Linked DNA regions of Homo sapiens: region 1 is linked to region 2. Evidence: chromatin contacts called from ENCODE Hi-C or POLR2A ChIA-PET data. All regions are on one chromosome and are shown on one strand. Each heading gives the region's core, a stretch centred on a gene start or an enhancer-like site at or near the end of the contact. The rest is flanking DNA. Distances are from core to core; before and after follow the strand shown. Region 1 overlaps MYOF (myoferlin). Region 2 has its middle 9.1 kb from the start of EXOC6.

Region 1 (6,337 bases), core at 1,046-3,545, 630 kb after region 2:
TTTTGGTCAGGCTGGTCTCAAACTCCTGACCTCAAATGATCCACCCGTCTCGGCCTCCCAAAGTGCTGCAATTACAGGCGTGAGGCACCACACCCGGCCCATCTCTACAAAATATTTAAAAATTAACCAGGCATACTGGCATGCACCAATAGTCCCAGCTACTCAGGAGGCTGAGGTGGGAGGATTGCTTGAGCTTGGGAGGTCAAGGCTGCAGTGGCCACACCCCTGCACTTCATCCTGGGTGTTAGAGCAAGACCCTGTCTCAAAAAAAAAAAAAAAAAAAAAAGGCCTGAAAGACATCAGGACTCCTGAGACTGGCTTGCTACATCTGTGCCGGTGGTCAGCTGCGCTGGTTCATTTTAATGTCAAGTTGGCTAGGCTATGGTGGTGTCTAATTGTTTGGTCAAACATAAGTCCAGATGTTGCTGTCGAGGTATTTTGTAGATGTGATAAACATTTACACTCAGTTGACTTTAAGTAAAGCAAAATTACCCTCTATAATTTAGATGGGCCTCATCCAAACAGTTGAAGGTCTTAAAAGCAAAAACTGGTTTCCTGGAGAAGAAATTCTGCCTCTAGACTCTAACATAGAAACCCTGCCTGAGTTTTCTAAGCTGTGGAATTCAGACTAGAGATTGCAACATCAACTCTTACATGAATTTCCAGCTTGCTGGCCCGCCCTGCAAATTTCAGACTTGCTAGCCCCCACAACTGCATAAGCCAGTTCCTTAAAATCTCTCTTTCTGTCTCTGCACAAACACATGCACACACATCCCATTGCTTCTGCTGCTCTGGAGAATCCTGACTAGTCCAACCAATAACACCAGGTGCCCACGGAAGTAACACGATGGTAACACATTTGAAATGCTTCCAAATACACACCGTCTCACTGATCCTAAAAATCCTGCAGGGAAAAGCACAGATGTCGGCCCAGCCCCTCTGACTGAACTTTCATATCTGTGACTTCTCTTCCTTTGAGCTGTTATCTTAGGAAAATATAAGGCTGAACCCCCAAGCTCAGAGTCCCTCATATATAAACTGATGCATTCAGACGAGATATATAATCTCTAAGTTTTCCCCCAGACTTATGGTACATAACCTTTATGATGTGCCCCCCAAGTCCTGAACGGTTAGATTGCTGTGTCTTTCTGAAATGGCCTCAGGAAAAGTTAGGGTGCTGTCTACAAAAGCTCCCTAAGTAACTCAGCTCTTCGGTAGACAAAATAGAACAACAAGATCTCTAGGTTCAGCCAAGAGTCTACATTTGATCTCCCATTCAGAAGTACTTCTTCCCCTTTTCTAGGTCTCTGGGTCATGCCTCCTTTCTTTTGAGATATATAAAGCCCCATATGAATTCATCTGCCATTTTGCCTAACATTTCACACACCCCTGAACCACACCCATACATGGCTAGCACTTATTATTAAGTGCTCTGAACTGAGTCACTGTTCCCAGTACTTCCCATGGATTCTCTCACTTAATCTTCACAACTCTAACAGATAAATTCTATTATGATCATTCCCAGTTACAGAGGAAGAAACCAAGACACAGAGAGGTTAAGCAACTTATTAGAGGTCATACAGCTAGTAAGTGATGGAGCTGGGATTCAAACCCCGGTCGAAAGAGACAAAAAGCAATTAGTTTCCAAAGTTGGAGGATTAAGACAAGAGGGTGATGCCTTGAAGGCTGAGACTATGTATTATTAATATTGTTATTCCCCCCACAACGCTTACTACATAGTAATTTCTCCATGACGGAGTAAATTGGACTTCATAAGTTCATATAAGTGTGATTACTAGGCGGCTTTAATGATTAAATGAAAGAATGAATACAAAGTGCCCAGCCCAGGGCCTGGCACACAGTAAGCACTAAACAAATGAGAGCTATCAGATGATTTCTTTCTTTTTCTTTTCTTTTTTCTTTCTTTTTTTTCTTTTCTTTTTTTTTTTTTTTGAGATGACTGGAGTGCAGTGGCACAATCTCGGCTCACTGCAACCTCCACCTCCTGGATTCAAGCCATTCACCTGCCTCAGCCTCCCAAGTAGTTGGGACTGTAGGCATGTGCCACCATGCCCATCTACTTTTTGTATGTTGAGTAGAGATGGGGTTTTACCATGTTGGCCAGGCTGGTCTCGAACTCCTGACGTCAGGTGATCCGCCCACCTCCGCCTCCCAAAGTGCTGGGATTACAGGCGTGAGCCACCGCACACAGCTAGATGATTTCTTATTACAGCACCAGGGCAGCCTCCTTGCATCCCCCCAGGGAGTTCCCAGGCTGTGGAGCTCCGGAGGGCAGGGCCCCTGTGACTGGAGGAAGTGCCCTGTGAGGCTGGGACCGCCCTGGTGGAATATTTCTTCCACGTGGCTCCATTCCAGGCTTCTGAGTTTCCCTGGGGCAGCTGGCATGTGAGCAGTGACTGCTCCTCTCTGGCAGGCAGCCTGGCAGCCTCCAGGAGCTGGCTAATTTCTACTATCAACAAGGGGCAGAGAAGTTTCTGAGAAGGGCTGGCAGAAACGCCTCCACCCTGGGGACTTGAGAGACACCTGGGGGAGCACAGGGACACAGGGCCCATCAGGTGGACCCCTCTCCAGGAGTGTCTCTGACTTTGGCTTTCCAACCTTGGCTGCCCTATCGTTCCAGGAAGATGCTGCCAAACAGGTTCTAGGAGAAAGGCATTTTGGGCAAGTGGCAACAGGATACAAAGCGAGGCTGTTTGGGACATTTCTGAAACAGTCACTGATATCACTGATAAACAGAAATGCCCCAGCAAAAAGGCAGGAGGGGTGACTGCTCCCCTCTCCACACCCAGTGCCCCACTGGCCTCTGGGAATGACCTTTCAGATGTACAGGCTCTTGAATCAAACCCACATTTTCCAAGGGAGCTGCAGTGAAGTCCAGTCCATTTGAATGACTCAGCCAGAATCTGCTTCCTAAAAGCTGATGCTGGGGCGTGGTCATGTCCCAGCTCTGCTCACTGCCAGGGCTGCTGGGAAGGGCTCCCAGGAGGGCCAGGCACCTGGCTTGACTGCCTTGGTGTTTGTGTTGTGTGCTGGGCATATTAAACACATTCACGTCTGTTCCCTACAAGGGAGGCTGGGCGCAGTGCTCACACCTGTAATCCCAGCACTTTGGGAGGCCAGAGGTGGGAGATGGCTTGAGTCCAGGAGTTTGAGACCTGCCTGGGAAACATAATGAGACTCCATCTCTACAAAAAATTTAAAAATTAGCCTGGCATGGTGGCTTGCACCTGTGGTCCCAATTACTCACTTAGGAGGCTGAGGTGGGAGGATCACTTGAGCCCTAGAGATCAAGGCTGCAGTGGGCCGTGATCAGGCCACTGCACTCCAGCCTGGGTGACAGAGCAAGACCCTATCTCAAACAAACAAGCAAACAAACAAACAACAACAACAAAAATAGGAGATATGAGTATGCTCATTTTACAGATAAGGAAACTGAGGATCAGGGTTGTTAACTGACTTGCCCGAGATCATAGAGCCAGTAAGTGGCAGAGCTGAGCTTCAGACCCAAGTCAGCCTTGTTTCCAAACCTGTGCTCTTTTTTTTTAAATTTTATTATTATTATACTTTAAGTTTTAGGGTACATGTGCACAATATGCAGGTTTGTTACATATGTATACAAGTGCCATGTTGGTGTGCTGCACCCATTAACTCGTCATTTAACATTAGGTATATCTCCTAATGCTATCCCTCCCCCCTCCCCCGACCCCACAACAGTCGCCAGAGTGTGATGTTCCCCTTCCTGTGTCCATGTGTTCTCATTGTTCAGTTCCCACCTATGAGTGAGAACATGCAGTGTTTGGTTTTTTTGTCCTTGCGATAGTTTGCTGAGAATGATTAAAAAGTCAGGAAACAACAGGTGCTGGAGAGGATGTGGAGAAATAGGAACACTTTTACACTGTTGGTGGGACTGTAAACTAGTTCAACCATTGTGGAAGTCAGTATGGCAATTCCTCAGGGATCTAGAACTAGAAATACCATTTGACCCAGCCATCCCATTACTGGGTATATACCCAAAGGATTATAAATCATGCTGCTATAAAGACACATGCACACGTATGTTTATTGCGGCACTATTCACAATGGCAAAGACTTGGAACCAACCCAAATGTCCAACAACGATAGACTGGATTAAGAAAATGTGGCACATATATGCCATGGAATACTATGCAGCCATAAAAAATGATGAGTTCATGTCCTTTGTAGGGACATGGATGAAACTGGAAACCATCATTCTCAGCAAACCTGTGCTCTTAACTGCCACTGCAGGCAGAGGGTGCCAGGCGACCTGTCACTTTTTCAGACCTTCCAGTGGTGTGAACTTGGTCTACTTACTCCAGCTCTTCATATCTAGACTTCTTCATTAATAAAGATTGGTATCTAATGCCCAGGAATAATTCCTACCAACTATAGGGTTTACCATCTGCCAGGCACTCTTCTAAGGGCTTTGTAAATGTTACCTATTATTATTATGATCCTTATTCAAGGCACAAGAAAGTTAAGTAGCTTGTCCAGGATTACCTGCTAGTAAGAAACAAAGCCAGAATTTGAATATAGGTCTTCTGGCTCTGGAGCCACTCAACCTCTCTGGCTTCTGACTAGTATATTTCACATAATTTGCTAGAGAATGAATTAAGTCTCAAGTACTCAGCAAATACATTTCAAACCCAGCTGAGGAGGTAGGGCCTACAGTGCCTCTTAAGTCCCGAGTGTCCTCTAAAAAGGGGATACAAAAGCCCACCTGGTAGAATTGCAGCAAGGATCAAATGAGAAAGCATACCCATGCCCAAGACACAGGGGACATTACCAGGTGTTGGAATCAGAACTATCAACTGCTTCCTTCAGGCAAGCTTTGGGAGGATCCAGTCCTCTGTCCTTCCTCGCTCCAAGAGATGGTATCAAGAGAAAATAAAATAGTCACTTAAAACAACCTTGAAAACAAATGCAAAGCGCGGAGTGAAAAATCTTGATAATTAGATCCTATCCCTCCCAGGCCAAGAATTTCCAGTTGAATTTAACCTCAGCTTCAGACCCTGGTGTCTCATCATTAGTCATCTCTTTCACTGGAATTTTGGGCCCTGCCAGCAGTTTAATCTACTTTCCTCAACCCTCCTTCCTATGCTGTGCATGGCTTTCACCTCTGGGCGCTTTAGCAAGCTGGGCTGGTTGTTTGCTGCAGATCAGAGGGAGAGCTGGGAGTCAGGAGTGTTTGTGAGCTGTTGTTTGTCAGTGGGGCCTGGGACAAGGACAGAGGGTGGAATTAAAATGAGAAGACGCCAAGCACAAAGAAAACCAACCATATATGAAGCAGTGGGAAAAAGCAAAGGACCAAGCATCCCAAGACCCAGCTTCTAGTCCTTCCCTGCCTCTTTCTGGCTACACAGCTTTGGCCTCCCTTGATATCTGAGTCTAAATATCTTCATCTGCACAATCGGTATGAATATCTGCCTTCAGCACCTGCTTGTGTTGTTGTGGAGAACAGATAAGATTATACCCATGAGCCAGGTATGGTGGCTCACGCCCATAATCCCAGCATTTTGGGAGGCCGAGGTGGGTGGATCGCTTGAGGTCAGGAGTTCGAGGCCAGCCTGGCCAACTTGGTGAAACCCTGTCTCTATTAACAACACAAAAAATTAGCCGGGCATGGTGGTGCACTCCTGTAGTCCCAGCTACTTGGGAGGCTGAGGCAGGAGAATTACTTGAGCCTGGGAGGCAGAGGTTGCAGTGAGCCAAGATCATGCCACTGAACTCCAGCCTGGGCGACAGAGCTAGACTGCATCTCTGAAGAAAAAAAAAAAAGATTACACCCATGAAAAAGCTTTCTACACTGTCAGTACCCTGCAAGGCAATTTCACACATGGAAGCCATCATAATGTGTCCAACACCCTAGGGCAAACAAGAGGGAATTTGGGGCCCCAGACAAGGCCTCTGAGACCAGAGATGTCCAGCTCAAAGGCACCAATGCCCCAGGCCCCAGCATGGTGTGACCAGATGCCCTCAGGGCTGGCTTTGTCCAGGGAAGTTACTGCCAAGAGTAAGCAGCAGAGCCCAGATTGCCAGCAATGTGGGCTGAGTTCACGTGCCTGACCACAGGATGGGCCAGATTTGGATGCGACCAAGACCAAGCACTCAGGGCTGCATAAGGGACAGCACAGGTGGTACAGCCTTGGCGGTAAGCATTAGTGTTCCAGCTCCACCTAGACCCTGCTGTAAGACCTTGAGTGAGGCATTTCACCCACTCTACCCGAGACTCAGTTTGTTCAGCTCTCAAGTGAGGACTTCTTTCTTATTTTTATTTTTACTTTTTTGGTGAGAAAAT
Region 2 (6,136 bases), core at 1,658-4,157:
ATCCCTGGTACCAATCTTGTACCTTGTCTTTCTACAGCAAAAAATCATTTAGATTTGGCAGCCACAGCACTCTCTCAGCATCACCCTCAAGGGCAGAGCCTGCATAGATATGTTCCCCGGGTGCTACCCTGTCACGACCATGCAGTGGGCCTAAAATGCCAATTGTTAGGTTAATGTTTGGGTATAAAAAAGGGTGAGAACACTCCTTTCCAAAGGCTACTGTTAAAACACACTGATGTTATTTTGGGGGGTAGAGTGAAGTTGCAACCCCCTAACAAGCCTTTATCTGGGACAGTATTCAACAAAAAGCTTTCCTAATTTTCTAAACTGTTCATCTAATAAGTTGATTAGATGAAGATTTCTTAGATTGGCATTTGATGCCTTTCCATACATATGTACGTGTGTCGCTGATTTTCTACTGTAACTGTGCTTAAGGAACACATCAGCTCATGTGGCCAAATACGAGGGTTGAAAAATAATGACAGGACTCTCATTTCAGTCAAACTAGACTCTGCTATTTGACAATATGCCTCCTGGAGCTTAGGGTTCCTTTCCCCTATTATTCGCTCTTCTTTCTGCCTGCTAAAACCCAATGTATCTTGCAAGGCATAGCTCTAATGCTCTTTCTAGTGCTACTTACCTAGCTGCTAGGTGCTAGGCCTTGTGGAAACTCTATAAAGGTTACTAAGATATAAGTAAGACACAGGCCCTGCCCTCAGGAATCTTTAGCCTGAAATGGTTATAACATAACACACACACACACACACACACACACACACACACACACAAGCCAGAACAAATGCTCTGAATTCTTTGAAGCCTCTCCTATCTAGATGTGAATATTCCATTGTGAATCCCCATCTAGATGTGAATATTCAGTTGTGGAAGCCCCTAAGAATGTGATTCATACGAGCTCATGGGCTAATGGTGACGAAAATACTTACCTTTCTAATAAAAGTGAAAAGAGGCAGTCCAGCAAGAATGTCATCATTTCAGCAAAGAAGAGAAGGAGGAGGAAGTATTTTAAAACGTCAAGCTCTGGCTACATGCAGTGGCTCATGCCTGTAATCCTAGCACTTTGGGAGGCTGAGGTGGGAGATCGCTTGAGGCCAGTTGAAGACCAGCTGAAGCAACATAGTGAGACCCTGTCCCTATAAAACACTTTTTAAAATTAGTTGGTGGCTTGTGCCTGTAGTCTCAGCTACTCGGGAGGCCAAAGGGGGAGGCTCACTTGAGCCCAGGAAGTCAAGACTGCGGCGAGCTGTGATCATGCCACTGCACCCCAGCCTGAGTGACAAGAGTAAGACCCTGTCTCCAAACACAAACCAAAACCAAAACCAAAAGAAAACTATAAGCTATAAGGGTTGAGAGGGTGGAAAAGGAGTTTGGCTGGAGGCAGCTGAAGGCCCTGCCTTGAGGCCCCGGAATGAACAGTGAGAGAAAGGTTAGGATACTGGGACTGGAAATGCAAGAGAGAAACATTCCCAGGGAAAAGCTTACACCTGGGAATTGAGGTAGAGAGAATACTGAAGCGTTTACCTACGTGTTTTTCCCTGTCACAGAAAAAAGGCATTGCTTTGGCAAATATTTTCTGCTGTAAAATCCTGAACTCTGTTAGCTTCCTTTCCCTGCCCACCTTGTTTTGCAGGTAGGCAACCTGAGGTGGCCTATTTGAGGTCAGAGTTCATATCTGGGCCAGGTGGAGTTTGCTCCCCTAAAAAGGTGAGCTCAGAGAGCTCAGTGACTCAGGACTCAAGAGATGGTTTCTACCAGTGTAATTCAAGGGTAACTGAACGGCACTTCTTTTGCAGAGCATTCAAACCTTCCCGCATACTCATTCCCACACATCATCTGGGAAAACAAGTCTCCTCTGTCTCAGACGTCATGAGTGGGTTGTGGCGACCAAGAGTCATTGTCAATGGCCTATAATGCCTTTCACCCCACCAGGCTGTGTTCTTCCCACCTCCTGACTTTATACATGGCTACTCCCAGGACAAGCTTCTTCCAGATGGTCCAGCTCGTTTCCTGCCTGACTTTCCCAATGAGCCCTTGTGTTGGCTCCTTTGGCCCTCTTTTTGAAAGAGTGGACAAGAATCAGATGATTCTGAGGTCTTGCATTTGTTTTCATTTTGTGTGTGAAATGGTGTTTAAGGCCCATAGCATTAAGTTTGAAGGAAAGATAGTTTCAGGAGAGAGCTGAGACTCTATACTTTTCCCAAGGTTTATTTGCATTGCCAATGAAACATCCATTAAAGCCATCTCAGCCAACTATAGAGTTTGAATTGGGGAAGAAAATACCACGGTGGAAAAGTAGAATTTGATGTTAGCCATGCAGATGGCGACTGAACTTAAGAAAAAAGGGAGAAATGTAAAGGAAGGCCTACTGTCAGTGCCTGTGTTGTCCCAGCATGGTTTAGCTTTGGCCATTCAAAATCCCCTACCTAGGCCAGGCACGGTGGCTCACACCTGTAATCCCAGCACTTTGGGAGGCTAAGGCCAGCTCACTTGAGGTCAAGAGTTCAAGACCAGCCTGACCAACATGGCAAAACCTCATCTCTACTGAAAAATACAAAAATTAGCCAGTCGTAGTGGTGCACGTCTGTAGTCCCAGCTACTTGGGAGGCTGAAGCGGGAGAATCACTTGAACCTGGGAGGCGGAGGTTGCTGTAAGCCGAGATCGGGCCACTGCACTCTGGCCCGGGCGACAGAGTGAGACTCCTCTAAAAAAAAAAAAAATCCCCTAGCTTGCAGAATATTGGTAGGCTGAAACTTACGGGCAGGTAAAGTCTGCAACTAGTTTTGCTGCCCTAATCTTTTTGCCCTGGGCATCATTGTTTTCATTGCTTGCAACCACAGGCTAATTTCCACTGGATGTTCTCATTCTGTTTAGGTTTCCTGATTTTCACTGTAGCCTCTCCATCTGGTGTAGATGTGCCTGGCTCCTTGCCAGCTCCTTCCGCTAGGGGGCGTGACTGTCCCTGGGAGACTTAATGGCTGTCCGGGGCCATGTTCGAGGAAACAACATTAGTCCCTGTTTTACTCAGTATTATCAAATTCCTTGCACAAGGATGGTCAATAGGTTTCAAGTAGCATATCGATTCAATGCATTGGGAATGGTTGCCTGAATCTTCATATTGAGGATGATCCTGATAAATTAGTGACGGTAGTATGGTCCTAGGATAGGGTAGTAGCAGTGTTCATAACATTTATTTACCATATTCACACTAGAACTTCCTGCTGTCAGGCATCACCCATCAGACCTGCTCCCCTGGATACTGACTCAGACCTGGATGTAGCCTGGGGCTCGTGATGCCCCTTGGGGTCCTGCAGGTGTGTTGTTAGCCCCTTAGAACAGGTCCTGAGGTCACAATGTCTGAACCGACTTGGGTTCAGAAGTCACAGCATGTTTTGTGGCTGTAGCTGAGCCTGAGATGATAAAATCATGGACACATTGTAGGGTACTGCAAAGTTAGTGGGAGGTAGAAAGGTGGGGGGCTGTGGGGCGGGGGTGGATGTCTAAAGAAGGCCCTGCAGAGGGCTGGGAAAAATAGGAGGAAAAGGGAATTGTACAAGATGACGTACCAGAAGAAATTTTTGTAATTGTTTTATGATAACATAATTGTTTTACACTTGTATTCACAGACTCTCTCAGGCACTTTTCCAAAAGCTGACCATGAAGTTTTATCAGTTTAAGAGCAAACAGGATATCATATTTCTTTGACTTTAATGTTTTTAGGAATAAAGATAACGTGCTTTTAGGAAAGGAAAGAAAACATTAAAAAAAAAAACCCTAAACTGTATATACTATAAAATCTTAGAATGACATACTAAAACAAAAAATAAGTAGTTAAATTTAACTGTGGATGTTCTAGAATGTTCTTGCTATTTATATCTTTATAAATGTAAGATTTGTATTAAATCTTATTTTATCAAGTATATTCATTAAGATCAAAGGTCTAGATTTTAATCTGGACTGAACATTTACTACTTGTATGATTTTGGCCTTAGTTTCTGAAACTATAAAGTGGGGATTATGATAAAACCTATCTCAAATAATTAGTGTCTATAGGGTGCTTAGCATAATAGTTGGCTGGCACAGAGTAAATAATAAATATTAGTGTTGACTATTATTGTCTAGTTTCCATTTGGGATGGATATTCTAGTATGACTTAATAAATACATACTTTAGAGTCCTGAAGTAAACAATCATGCATAACACCTTGAAATTCTGAGCAGGTGTGAAATATTGAGTTATGTAAATTTTTTAAAACTTTTTTTAATTTGACAAATAATAATCGCATATATTTAGAGTGTAGAACTTTTTTTTTTTTTTGAGACAGGGTCTGTCTCTTGTCAGTCAGGCTTGAATACAGTGGCACAGTCTTGGCTCAAGTGGCCTCTTGGGCTCAAGCAATCCACCCATCTCAGCCTCTTGAGTAGCTGGAACCACAGGTGTGTGCCACCATGCCTGGCTAGTTTTTGTATTTTTTGTAGAGACGAGGTTTCGCCATGTTGTCCAGGCTGGTCTTGAACTTCTGAACTCCAGAAATCCGCCTGCCTTGGCCTCCCAAAGTGCTGGGATTACAGGTGTGTGCCACCATACCCAGCCTATTTATAGGGTATAACGTGACGTTTCACTGTCTGTTTACAGTGTAGAATGATTAAATCAAGCTAATTATTATATCTATCACCTTACATACTTTTTGTGGTGAGAACACTTAAAATCTACTTTGAGCAATTTTGAAATACGCAGTATATTATTATTATTAATTATAGCCACCATTCTGTGCAGTAGATCACCAAAGCTTATTTCTCCCGTCCAGCTGAAACTTTGATTAACATCTTTGATTAACATCTTTCCTTTTCCCATCTATGTCTCTCCTCAGCCTCTGGTAACTACCATTCAACTCTCGACTTCTCTGAGTTCAACTTTTTTAGATTCTACATATAAGTGAGATCATGCAGTATTTGCATTTCTGTGCCTGGCTTACAGTAATGTAAATTTTATTTTGGTTGCATTATATGCAGGGGAGAGAGGTGTCAATTTGAAAAATCACATTCACTAATGCTTATATTTTATACTAATGCAATATCATGACCTGATTTAATCTCTAATGAGAATAGTATAGCGTTCTACATAAAAATGGAGTCCAGAGAAATTGTTCAGAAATAAATTTGGGCCTAACTGTGACAGAGGCTTGCTGCATCTGTTGCACCTCCAAAAAGCCTGGAATGTCTTATGAGACTCGGCTATACAGTTACCCAATTTTTGCTGGACATTTAAGTGATATCATTAGCTATGTGATGTTTATTGCAACACTAGATAAAACTTTAAAAACATTTTTATGTTTAGGAGCCAAATATTCCAACCAGGGGGACAGTTTTGCTTATTTAGTGGTTAAGTGAATGGGTTTTGGAACCAGAAGGATATGGGTTCAAATTCTGCCTTTATAATTACTAATAGAGCTGTTGAAAGGATTAGTTGAATTAGGCATGAAATGTATTAATGAAATGTAATGTCTCATAGCAAATGCTCATTCACTCATTCATTTAGTAAATAAATAATAATGGCACATTTACAATGTGACAGGCAGTGGTCTGGGTGCCGTTGATACAGCAAGATCAAGATCTGGAAAGTCCATGCTCACAGGGAGCTTGTATTTTAGTGAAAAGAGCCAGAAATACACCAAAAAAAAAAGTGTTAATAAGTGCTATGAAGAATAAAAACCAGGCCGGGTGCAGTGGCTCACGCCTGGAATCCCACCACTTTGGGAGGCCGAGGCAGGCAGATCATGAGGTTAGGAGTTCGAGACCAGCCTGGCCAACATGGTGAAACCCTGTCTCTACTAAAAATACAAAAATTAGCCGAGTGTGGTGGTGCACGCCTGTAATCCTAGCTACTCAGGAGGCTGAGGCAGGAGAATTGCTTGAACCCGCGAGGTGGAGGTTGCAGTGAGCTGAGATCACACCATTGCACTCCAGCCTGGGCAACAGAGCGAGACTCTGTCTCAGAAAAAAAAAAAAAAAAAAGGGTAAGGAATAGGAAGATTTAGGGATGCTAATATCCCTAGCCAGGGAGTAAATGTCAGCTGTCATCATCATCATCATCATCATCATCATCATCATTTCATTAGCT

Evidence for each region. Hi-C counts contacts between places; a loop is a spot of excess contacts on that map. ChIA-PET counts read pairs that join two places held with the same protein, here RNA polymerase II (POLR2A).
Region 1: a map of endothelial cell of umbilical vein shows a loop between it and region 2 (4-fold over the local background). The contact joins two enhancer-like sites. A Hi-C loop is called at or near these places in 1 of 168 maps with a recorded cell type or tissue (endothelial cell of umbilical vein). POLR2A ChIA-PET finds 5 or more read pairs at or near these places in 3 of 52 experiments (A549, BJ and HEK293T).

What each region holds. Positions count from the first base shown.
Region 1 is chr10:93,463,601-93,469,937 of GRCh38, forward strand. The region is part of intron 1 of MYOF (myoferlin); the gene reads right to left. Among named protein-coding and RNA genes, the nearest start is that of MYOF, 16 kb to the right of the region's middle. RefSeq lists an enhancer at 5,714-6,337. Within about 2 kb of position 2,296, at least 35 of the 41 ENCODE cell types and tissues checked have a DNase peak (open chromatin) inside an H3K27ac peak, as active enhancers do; they include endothelial cell of umbilical vein, where a contact is called at or near this core.
Region 2 is chr10:92,836,349-92,842,484 of GRCh38, forward strand. It overlaps a transcript of EXOC6 not described here. Among named protein-coding and RNA genes, the nearest start is that of EXOC6, 9.1 kb to the right of the region's middle. Within about 2 kb of position 2,908, at least 9 of the 41 ENCODE cell types and tissues checked have a DNase peak (open chromatin) inside an H3K27ac peak, as active enhancers do; they include endothelial cell of umbilical vein, where a contact is called at or near this core.